2 separate regions of the Homo sapiens genome follow, and region 1 is linked to region 2. Evidence: read pairs that join two places in POLR2A ChIA-PET (ENCODE). Cell type or tissue: Panc1. All regions are shown on one strand. Links, peaks and the distances in the headings refer to the core of each region. The heading gives the core; the rest is flanking DNA. Region 1 has its middle 23 kb from the start of ACHE. Region 2 has its middle 9.4 kb from the start of SERPINE1.

What was found. ChIA-PET counts read pairs that join two places held together with the same protein. Peaks named below come from ENCODE experiments on the same cell type or tissue, not always from the same donor. Only the 100,000 strongest peaks of a DNase experiment are listed, where the experiment ranks them.
Region 1: POLR2A ChIA-PET joins it to region 2 with 5 read pairs; 3 of 35 experiments call an interaction of 5 or more read pairs at or near these places.

The regions. Positions count from the first base shown.
Region 1 is chr7:100,916,399-100,920,784 of GRCh38, reverse strand. No RefSeq gene overlaps it. Among named protein-coding and RNA genes, the nearest start is that of ACHE, 23 kb to the right of the region's middle. RefSeq lists an enhancer at 3,892-4,001. In Panc1, for the core only: no CTCF peak of the experiment used is centred there; no DNase peak of the experiment used is centred there.
Region 2 is chr7:101,115,474-101,119,859 of GRCh38, reverse strand. No RefSeq gene overlaps it. Among named protein-coding and RNA genes, the nearest start is that of SERPINE1, 9.4 kb to the left of the region's middle. RefSeq lists a silencer at 2,203-2,436 and an enhancer at 1,735-2,436. In Panc1, for the core only: no CTCF peak of the experiment used is centred there; a DNase peak (open chromatin) is centred at 2,221; H3K27ac peaks cover 3,696 bases.

The DNA of each region.
Region 1 (4,386 bases), core at 203-4,202, 200 kb after region 2:
TACTTACAACTGTCTTCACAAATTCTTTTACCCCACACCACCAGCTGTCGTTTTCCCATGACACCCCTAACATACAAGCTTTGGACAAGATGATTTGAATGCTAACTCCATCTCCCATGTGGCATGGCGAGCCTTGTGTCTATTAAACTCTTTCTCTACTACAATGCCATGGTGTTTCTTTACGCAGCAGGCAAGAAGAACCTCTCAGGTGGTTACACATCCTCCTGCTCTCCTTTCCAAGCTAGCTGCTGCTGAAGAAGAACTAGAGGCAAAGCTGAGTGCCCTGGTGGAGGGGAGGACAGCTGCTTGCACTCAGAAGCCTGCACAGATACAGAGAGGTCAGCCACCATGGGAGTAGGGATGAGAAATTCTGTCCTGCCAAAACCCCCACCAACCCAAAGACAAAAGGAAAAGTTTGGCTGCCACGAGGAAGGACAGATATGCTGAGAAATTCCATCCCCAAGACCCAGGAGCAAAAAACTTGCCTGAGACAGAGACTAGCCCTGAAGAAATGGAATACCATGCCTCTGTCAGAGGCAGGTGAACCAGAGCAACTCCATCTTGAATAGGAACTGGGTAAAATGAGGCTGAGACCTACTGGGTGCATTCTCAGATGGTTAAGGCATTCTAAGTCACAGGATGAAATAGAAGGTCGGCACAAGATACAGGTCATAAAGACCTTGCTGATGAAACAGGTTTTGTAGCAGGACAAGCCGCAGACACAACCCCTCAGACACTGAGTTAAAGAAGAAAGGGCTTTATTCAGCCAGGAGCTTCAGCAAGACTCACGTCTCCAACAACCGAGCTCTCTGAGTCAGCAATTCCTGTCCCTTTTAAGAGCTCACAATTCTAAGCGGGTCTGCATGAGAGGGTCGTGATTGATTGAGCAAGCAGAGGGTACGTGACTGGGGGCTGCATGCACCGGTAATTAGAATGGAACAGGACAGGGATTTTCACAGTGCTTTTCTATACAATAGCTGTAATCTATAGATAACATAACCAATTAGGTCAGGGGTCAATCTTTAACAACCAGGCCCAGTGTGTGGCACTGGGCTGTCTTTTAGAAATGAAATGTGGATTTCATTTCTGCCTTTTAGTTTTTACTTCTTCTTTCTTTGGAGGCAGAAATTGGGCATAAGACAATATGAAGGGTGGTCTCCTCCCTTAGTTTCAGTAAAGAAGCCGGCCAAAACCCACCAAAACCAAGATGGTGAAGAGAGTGACCTCTGGTCGTCCTCACTGCTACACTCCCACCAGCGCCATGACAGTTTACAAATGCCATGGCAACGTCAGGAAATTACGCTATATGGTCTAAAAAGAGGAGGCATGAATAATCCACCCCTTGTTTAGCATGTCATCAAGAAACAACCATAAAAATGGTCAACCAGCCACCCTCAGGGCTGCTTTGTCTATGGAAAGGCCATTATTTTATTTCTTTATTTTCCTAATAAACTTGCTTTCACTTTACGGACTCACCCTGAATTCTTATGCAAAATCCAAGAACCCTCTCTTGAAGGGTCTGGATTGGGACTCCTTTCCTGTAACACCTCTACCATGAGCCTCACACCAAGTAACCCACAAGAACAGTCCCAAGCTGTTGGCAGGGTGAGGAAAGCAAGAACATGGGAAGAGATCTTGCTTTGAAAGCCCCCAACTAAATGGGGGTTTCCGTAGCAGAGCAGCTAGTAACCCTGCTTTAATGGGAAATGAAGGACATGGTGTTTGCAGTGTCCCTTTCATGGGTTGCTTCTTTTGTTAGCAGCAGCGAATCCACACGGGTCTGCAGCAATTCAATTCTTGCCTCCTCGAAGGAAATAATTCCTCTGAGGGGCATAAGGCAGAGTGAGAGACTGAGGCAAGTTTTTGAGCAGGAGTCAGAGTTTATTAAAAAGTTTTAGAACAGGAACGAGGCCGGGCACGGGACAGCTCATGCCTATAATCCCAGCACTTTGGGAGGCTGAGATGGGCGGATTGCTTGAGGCCAGGAGTTCAAGACCAGCCTGGCCAACATGGCGAAACCCCGTCTCTACTAAAAATACGAAAATTTGCCAGGCGTGGTGTCGGGCGCCTGTAATCTTAGCTACTGGGGAGGCTAAGGCAGGAGAATCACTTGAACCCAGGAGGCAGAGGTTGCAGTGAGCTGAGATCACACCACTGCACTCCAGCCTGGATGACACAGCAAGACTCTGTCTCAAAAATAATTAATTAATATAAATTTTTAAAAAAAGTTTTAGAGGAAAGAAAGGAAGTAAAGTACACTTGGAAGAGGGCCAAGCAGGCAACTTGAGAGATTCAAGTGCACTGTTGAGCCCCTGACTTGGGGTTTTATACATTGGCATGGTTCCGGGGGTTGCGTCTCTTCTCCCTTGATTTTCCCTTGGGGTGGGAACAGTATATTTACTGAAGTTGTGCACATGCTCGTTTGAGGCGTTCTTCCCCTACCAGCTGAGGGTTCCTGGGAAGACATAGATCTGTTGGCCAAGTGCAGTGGCTCACGCCTGTAATCCCAACACTTTGGGAGGCCAAGGCAGGAGGATTGCTTGAGGTCAGGAGTTCAAGACCAGCCTGGCTAACATGGTGAAACCCCCCTCTACTAAAAATATAAAAACTAGCTGGGGCCGGGCGCGGTGGCTCGCACCTGTAATCCCAACACTTGGGAGGCTGAGGCAGGCAGATCATGAGGTCAAGAGATCAAGACCATCCTGGCCAACATGGTGAAACTCCGTCTCTACTAAAAATAAAAAAAAAAAATTAGCTGGGCGTTGTGGTGTGTACCTGTAATCCCAGCTACTTGGGAGGCTGAGGCAGGAGAATCCCTTGAACCTGGGAGTTGGAGATTGCAGTGAGCCGAGATCACTCCACTGCACTCCAGCCTGGGCGACAGAGCAAGACTCCATCAAAAACAAAACAAAAAAGAAATACCACTTAAACTCTGCCATGTTGCCTCTTAGTGCACATGCTTGAGCCCACTCACCCAACTCCTGAGATCTTATCAGGAAGCTGCTTATCACCAGCCTCAGGTGTTTTCTGTCTATTGGGAAACCACCTTTCCCTGGCGCCAGCTACAACCAATTATTATTTCAGAAAGACAGTTTAACAACCACTTGACCACCACCTATTTGTCACTTGACATTACTGGGGAAGGGAATGGGGCATCCTCTCCTACCCTCCTCATGTCTGCCTAGATACCTACTCTAACATAACCAGCCACGGCAGGCCCAAGCTACTGGGGAGCGGGGCGAGCAAGAACATGGAAAGACACCCTGCTTTGAGAGCTACATGAGGGTCTCAGTAGCAGAGCGGCTAGCAAACCTGCTTTAAGGAGAAATGAAGGGAAGCTGGGTGTAGTGTTCACAGCGGGCTTTTCACAGGATACTTATTTACCTAATGGATGGCCTAATGCTTAGGGATCCCTAAAGGTCCCTTACTTGGGAAACTTGCTTATACTGGCAGACACCTCGTGGCTTTTGTGTGACCCACCACGTCCAGTTTATGCCTGCTGGATGGTCTCTCTGGCTCTGGGAGCCCAATCTTATGTTCCCCCAGGCGCCCCAGGGAAAACCCAGCCTCAGATTTCCCCTAGTTCTTCAGATGGAAGTTGAAAATTCAGGAAAGCACTTTTACCGGAAACAGGTCCTAATTCAGTCCGCAAGAGAGGGTTCTTGGATCTTGTGCAAGAAAGAATTTGGAAGGGCCAGGCGCAGTGGCTCACGCCTGTAATCCCAGCACATTGGGAGGCTGAGGCGGGCGGATCACGAGGTCAGGAGATCGAGACCATCCTGGCTAACACGGTGAAACCCCGTCTCTACTAAATACAAAAAATTAGCCGGGCGTGGTGACAGGCATGCCTGTAGACCCAGCTACTCGGGAGGCTGAGGCAGGAGAATGGCATGAACCCAGGAGGCGGAGCTTGCAGTGAGCTGAGATCATGCCACTGCACTCCAGCCTGGGTGACAGAGCGAGACTCCGTCAAAAAATAAAAAAAATAAAAAAATAAAAAAATTGGAGTGAGTCCACAGAGTGAAGTGAAAGCAAGTTTATTACAGAAGTGAAAAAACGTGAGAATGGCTGCTTCATAGACAGAGCAGCCCCGATGGCTGCTGGTTGGCCATTTTTGTTTCGTTTTGTTTTTTATTGTTTGTTCTTCTTTTTTTATTAGTTTGTTTGTTTTGTTGGTTGGCTATTTTCTAATGGTTATTTATTGATCGTATGCTAAAGAAGGGGTGGATTATTCATGAGTTTTCCAGAAGAGGGGTAGGAATTTCCCAGAACTGAGAATTCCTCCCCCTTTTAGACCATATAGGGTAACTTCTGGGCATTGCTATGGCATTTGCAAACAGTCACAGCACTGGTGGGAGTGCCATTTAGCAAGCTAATGTATTATAA
Region 2 (4,386 bases), core at 127-4,126:
TGGATGTACCCCGCTTTTGTCCCAAGTGTATCCTTATTTTCTGAGCATACCAGGGAGGAAGGAGACTTGATTTACCAAAATGGAGTTGAGCTCGACCCACTCTTCCAGGCTAGGCCCCTGCAGCCTCCATCTCCCATCTCTCATCGATTCCTCTATGGCACCTATAATGCTTTAATCACTTAAAAAAAATGTATGCTCTACCATAGCCAATTTTATCTTTTTTTTTTTTTGAGACAGAGTCTCACTCAGTCACCCAAGCTAGAATGCAGTGACGCGATCTCAGCTCACTGCAACCTCCACCTCACGGGTTCAAGCAATTCTCGTGCCTCAGCCTCCTGAGTAGCAGGGACTACAGGCCTGCACAAACATGCCCAACTAATTTTTGGATTTTTAGTAGAGACAGGGTTTCACCATGTTGGCCAGGCTGGTCTCAAACTCCTGAGCTCAACTGATCTTCCCACCTCAGCTTCCCGAAGTGCTGGGTTTACAGGCATGAGCCACCGCGCCCAGTCTATTTTTTTTTTTTTTTTTTAAGATAGGGTCTCACTTTGTTGCCCAGGCTGGAGTGCAGTTGTGTGATCATGGCTCACTGCAGCCTCCAACTCCTGGGCTCAAACAATCCTCTCACCTCAGCCTCCTGAGCAGCTGGGACCACAGGCATGCACGACCACACCCAGCTAATTTTTAGCTTTTATCACTTTTATATATTTGCATTCTCCCTTGTCTTACAGTTATTTCTGTATTTAAACTTATGTGGCCATCAAAGTGTCTTATTTCCTGAGGGCACTTAGTGCTGGGTCTTTTGTAATGTGGGTATTCCAAATGTCCTTTCACCATCAGGCAAGAATGAGCCTTCCTGGCCGGGCACAGTGGCTCATGCCTGTAATCCCAACACTTTAGGAAGCCAAGGTGGCAGGATTGCTTGAGGCCAGGAGTTCGAGACCAGCCTGGGCAACACAGGGAGACCCCCCCCCCCAACCTCTACAAAAAATAAATAAATGAGTCAAGCATGGTGGCATGTGCCTGTAGTCCCAGCTTCTTGGGAGGCTAAGACAGGAGAGTCACTTGAGTCCAGGAGTTTGAGGCTGCAGTGAGCCGTAATTGCATTGCTGCACTCCAGCCTGGGCAACAGAGTGAGACTCTGTCTCAAAAAAAAAAAAAAAAAAAAGAGAAAAGGAATGTGCCCCCAGTGTGGTCACCAAGGGGAATTTCAATGGCAGGGAATGGTGGAGCACCGGGCTCCTGGGGTAGATGTGAACATGGAGCTGATTACGTCAGGCTGATGAGGTAGTGCAGGCCTGCAGGGTGCCTCCAGGCCACTGGCCAGATTCCATCCCTCCATCCACTTCTCTTTACCCACATATGTGGCTTATCTGACTCTGATTCACTTTCGTTCATCTTTACCAGAACTCGTTCCTCATTCTCTACATTCTTGTGTCTCTCTTTACGCCTTTCTCTGGACACATTCTGTTCTTTGTTGTTGTTCCTGTTTGTTTTGAGAAAGGGTCTTGCTCTGTTGCCCAGGCTGGAGTGCAGTGGCACGATCATGGCTCGCTGCAGCCACTACCTCCTGGGCTCAAGCCATCCTCCTGCCTCAGCCTCCTGAGTAGCTGGGACTGCAGGCGCACACCACCAGGCCTGGCTAATTTAAAACATTTTTGTAGAAATGGGGTCTCACTCGGCTGGGAACAGTGGCTCAAGCCTGTAATCCCAGCACTTCGGGAGGCTGAGGCGGGCGGATCACGAGGTCAGGAGTTCAAGACCAGCCTGGCCAATATGATGAAACCCCGTCTCTACTAAAAATACAAAAATTAGCCGGGTGTGGTGATGCACACCTGTAGTCCCAGCTACTCAGGAGGGCTGAGGCAGGAGAATTGCTTGAACCTGGGAGGTGGAGGTTGTAGTGAGCCGAGATCATGCTACTGCACTCCAGCCTGGGCAATATAGCAAGACTCCATCTCAAAAAAAAAAAAGAAAGAAAACAAAGAAATTGGGTCTCACTATGTTGCCCAGGCTGGTCTTGAACTCCTGGGCTCAAGTGATCCTCTCACCTCTGCCTCCTGAGTCGCTGGAACTATAGGCTCGCAACACCACGCCTGGCTTGGACACAGACGTTCTTTTGCTAGTCTCCATTCTGGCTCTGGATGTGACTATAAAGACTGAGCTCCCACTGAGCTGGGCAGGTGTCCAGAGAGACGGTGACCCAAGGTCAGTGGGGGATGGGTGGGGGTGGAGGTCCCAGGGATGAAGCCGTCTGGGTGATACAGTGCAGATGGAATTCACCATGGGATGCCAGCATGCCCAGAGTCACTGGCCATTCTTATCTGCCCAGCTTCCCCTCCATATGGGAGCAGGCTTCTTGCATGTCTCTTCATCTGAGTCACCCTGGGCCCCCTCAGCTCTCCTCACCACTGTCATGCAGCTGGGCTGCTGGCTTGCTTGGATCTGTCTGGGCCCAGAGCCCATCCCAGACCCCCTTGTGTAGGTTTGTGGCTGGAGGGCTGGAGAGCAGTGAGGTGTAGGAGAGGAGGGGAGCAGGGAGCCTGACCTGGCCGGGGGTGTGGGACATGGGATGGCTGCCTCCTGCTTTCCTCCAACACAGCCAGTGAGAGCATGGAGTGGCATCTTAGGGTCTTTTCTGGGGTGGTTGTTATGGGACCTTCGCAGATGCATAGGACCAACACTGTCCTTGTCTCAGGAGCTTGTGAGGTAGTCTCTGTCCTGAGCAACGCCCTCTACTCCAGTGCAGACCGAATGCCACGTAGGAGGACTTTCCCGAGGCTGCCCACACTTGGCTTCCTCCTCCTTTTTTTTGAGACAGTCTTGCTCTATCACCCAGGTTGGAGTGCAATGGCGCAATCCCCTCCCGGGTTCAAGCGATTTTCCTGCCTCAGCCTCTCGAGTAGCTGGGATTACAGGCCCATGCTAACACGCCTGGCTAATTTTTATATTTTTAGTAGAGATGGGGTTTTGCCATGTTGGCCAGGCTGGTCTCGAACTCCTGATCTCAAGTGATCTGCCCGCCTTAGTTTCACAAAGTGCTGGGATTACAGGGGTGAGCCACCTCGCCTGGCCTCTTCCTGCTTGGACAGAGCGAGACTCCATCTCCAAAAAAAAAGAAAAAAAAAAAGGATTCAAATCCAACCTGCTACTGAGCCCTTTGTGTTTGCTCTGGACGCAGACTTCTCCCATGGCCATTGCTATAACCAGACAGCTCTGGCTCCAGTGAGCTGGGCGATCGTGAACAGGTCCTTTACCTTCTAGAGCCCCAGTCTCTGGAGAAAGAAGCCGACAGGGCACATGTACAAGCAGGAAATTCTGGGCAACTCCCATTTCTCCCCTGAGTCTTAATTTTCTTTCCTGTAAAGTAGAGATAATGATGCCAATTCCATAACAGTGGCATTAGGATTTCAGCGGATGGTATGAATGAAATGACCAACTGCATCCATCCATAGAAAGTCGTTAGTAGGTTGCAAAAATGGTGGCCGGGGGCAGTGGCTCTTGCCTGTAGTCCCAGCATTTTCAGAGGCCAAGGCGGGCAGATCATGAGGTCAGGAGACGGAGACCATCCTGGCCAACATGGTGAAACCCCATCTCTACTAGAATACAAAAAAAAAAAAAAAAATTAGCCAGGCATGGTGGCGGCCGCCTGTAGTCCCAGATACTTGGGAGGCTGAGGCAGGGGAATCGCTTGAACCTGGGAGGCAGAGCTTGCAGTGAGCTGAGATCGCACTACTGCACTCCAGCCTGGTGATAGAGCAAGACTCTATCTCATTAAAAAAAAAAAAAAAAGTAATTATTTGGCTGGGCATCGTGGCTGGTGGCGTACGGCTCACATGGGCGGACTACATGAGGTCAGGAGTTCGAGACCAGCCTAGCCAACGTGGCAAAACCCCGTCTCTACTAAAAATACAAAAATTAGCCAGGTGTGGTGGTGCGCGCCTGTAGTCCCAGTTACTCGGGAGGCTGAGACAGGAGAATTGCTTGAGCCTGGGAGGTGGAGGTTGCAGTGAGGTGAGATCGCCCCAACTGCACTCCAGCCTGGGTGACAGGGTGGAATTCTGTCTCCAAAAGAAAAAAAAAGAAAAGTAATTATTTTAAAAAATATATCTTTTCTTGAGCCCACTGGTTTCCTGAGGGTCTCCTGTGCTAGAAGGGGATTCACCAATGAGGCTCTAAGGTGATGAAACTCCAGACAGTCAGCAGGTCGTGCTGGGCCAGGGCCTGCTGGGGCAGGGAAGGCCACCAAGGGCTCTGGCCTGTGTCTGGCACTGGCCTGTAAGAACTGTGGAAAAGGAGGCCCAACTAGGTCATTAATACCACAGTAAGAACTTGGATCTAGGCTGGGTGAGGTGGCTGATGCCTGTAATCCCAGCACTTCAGGAG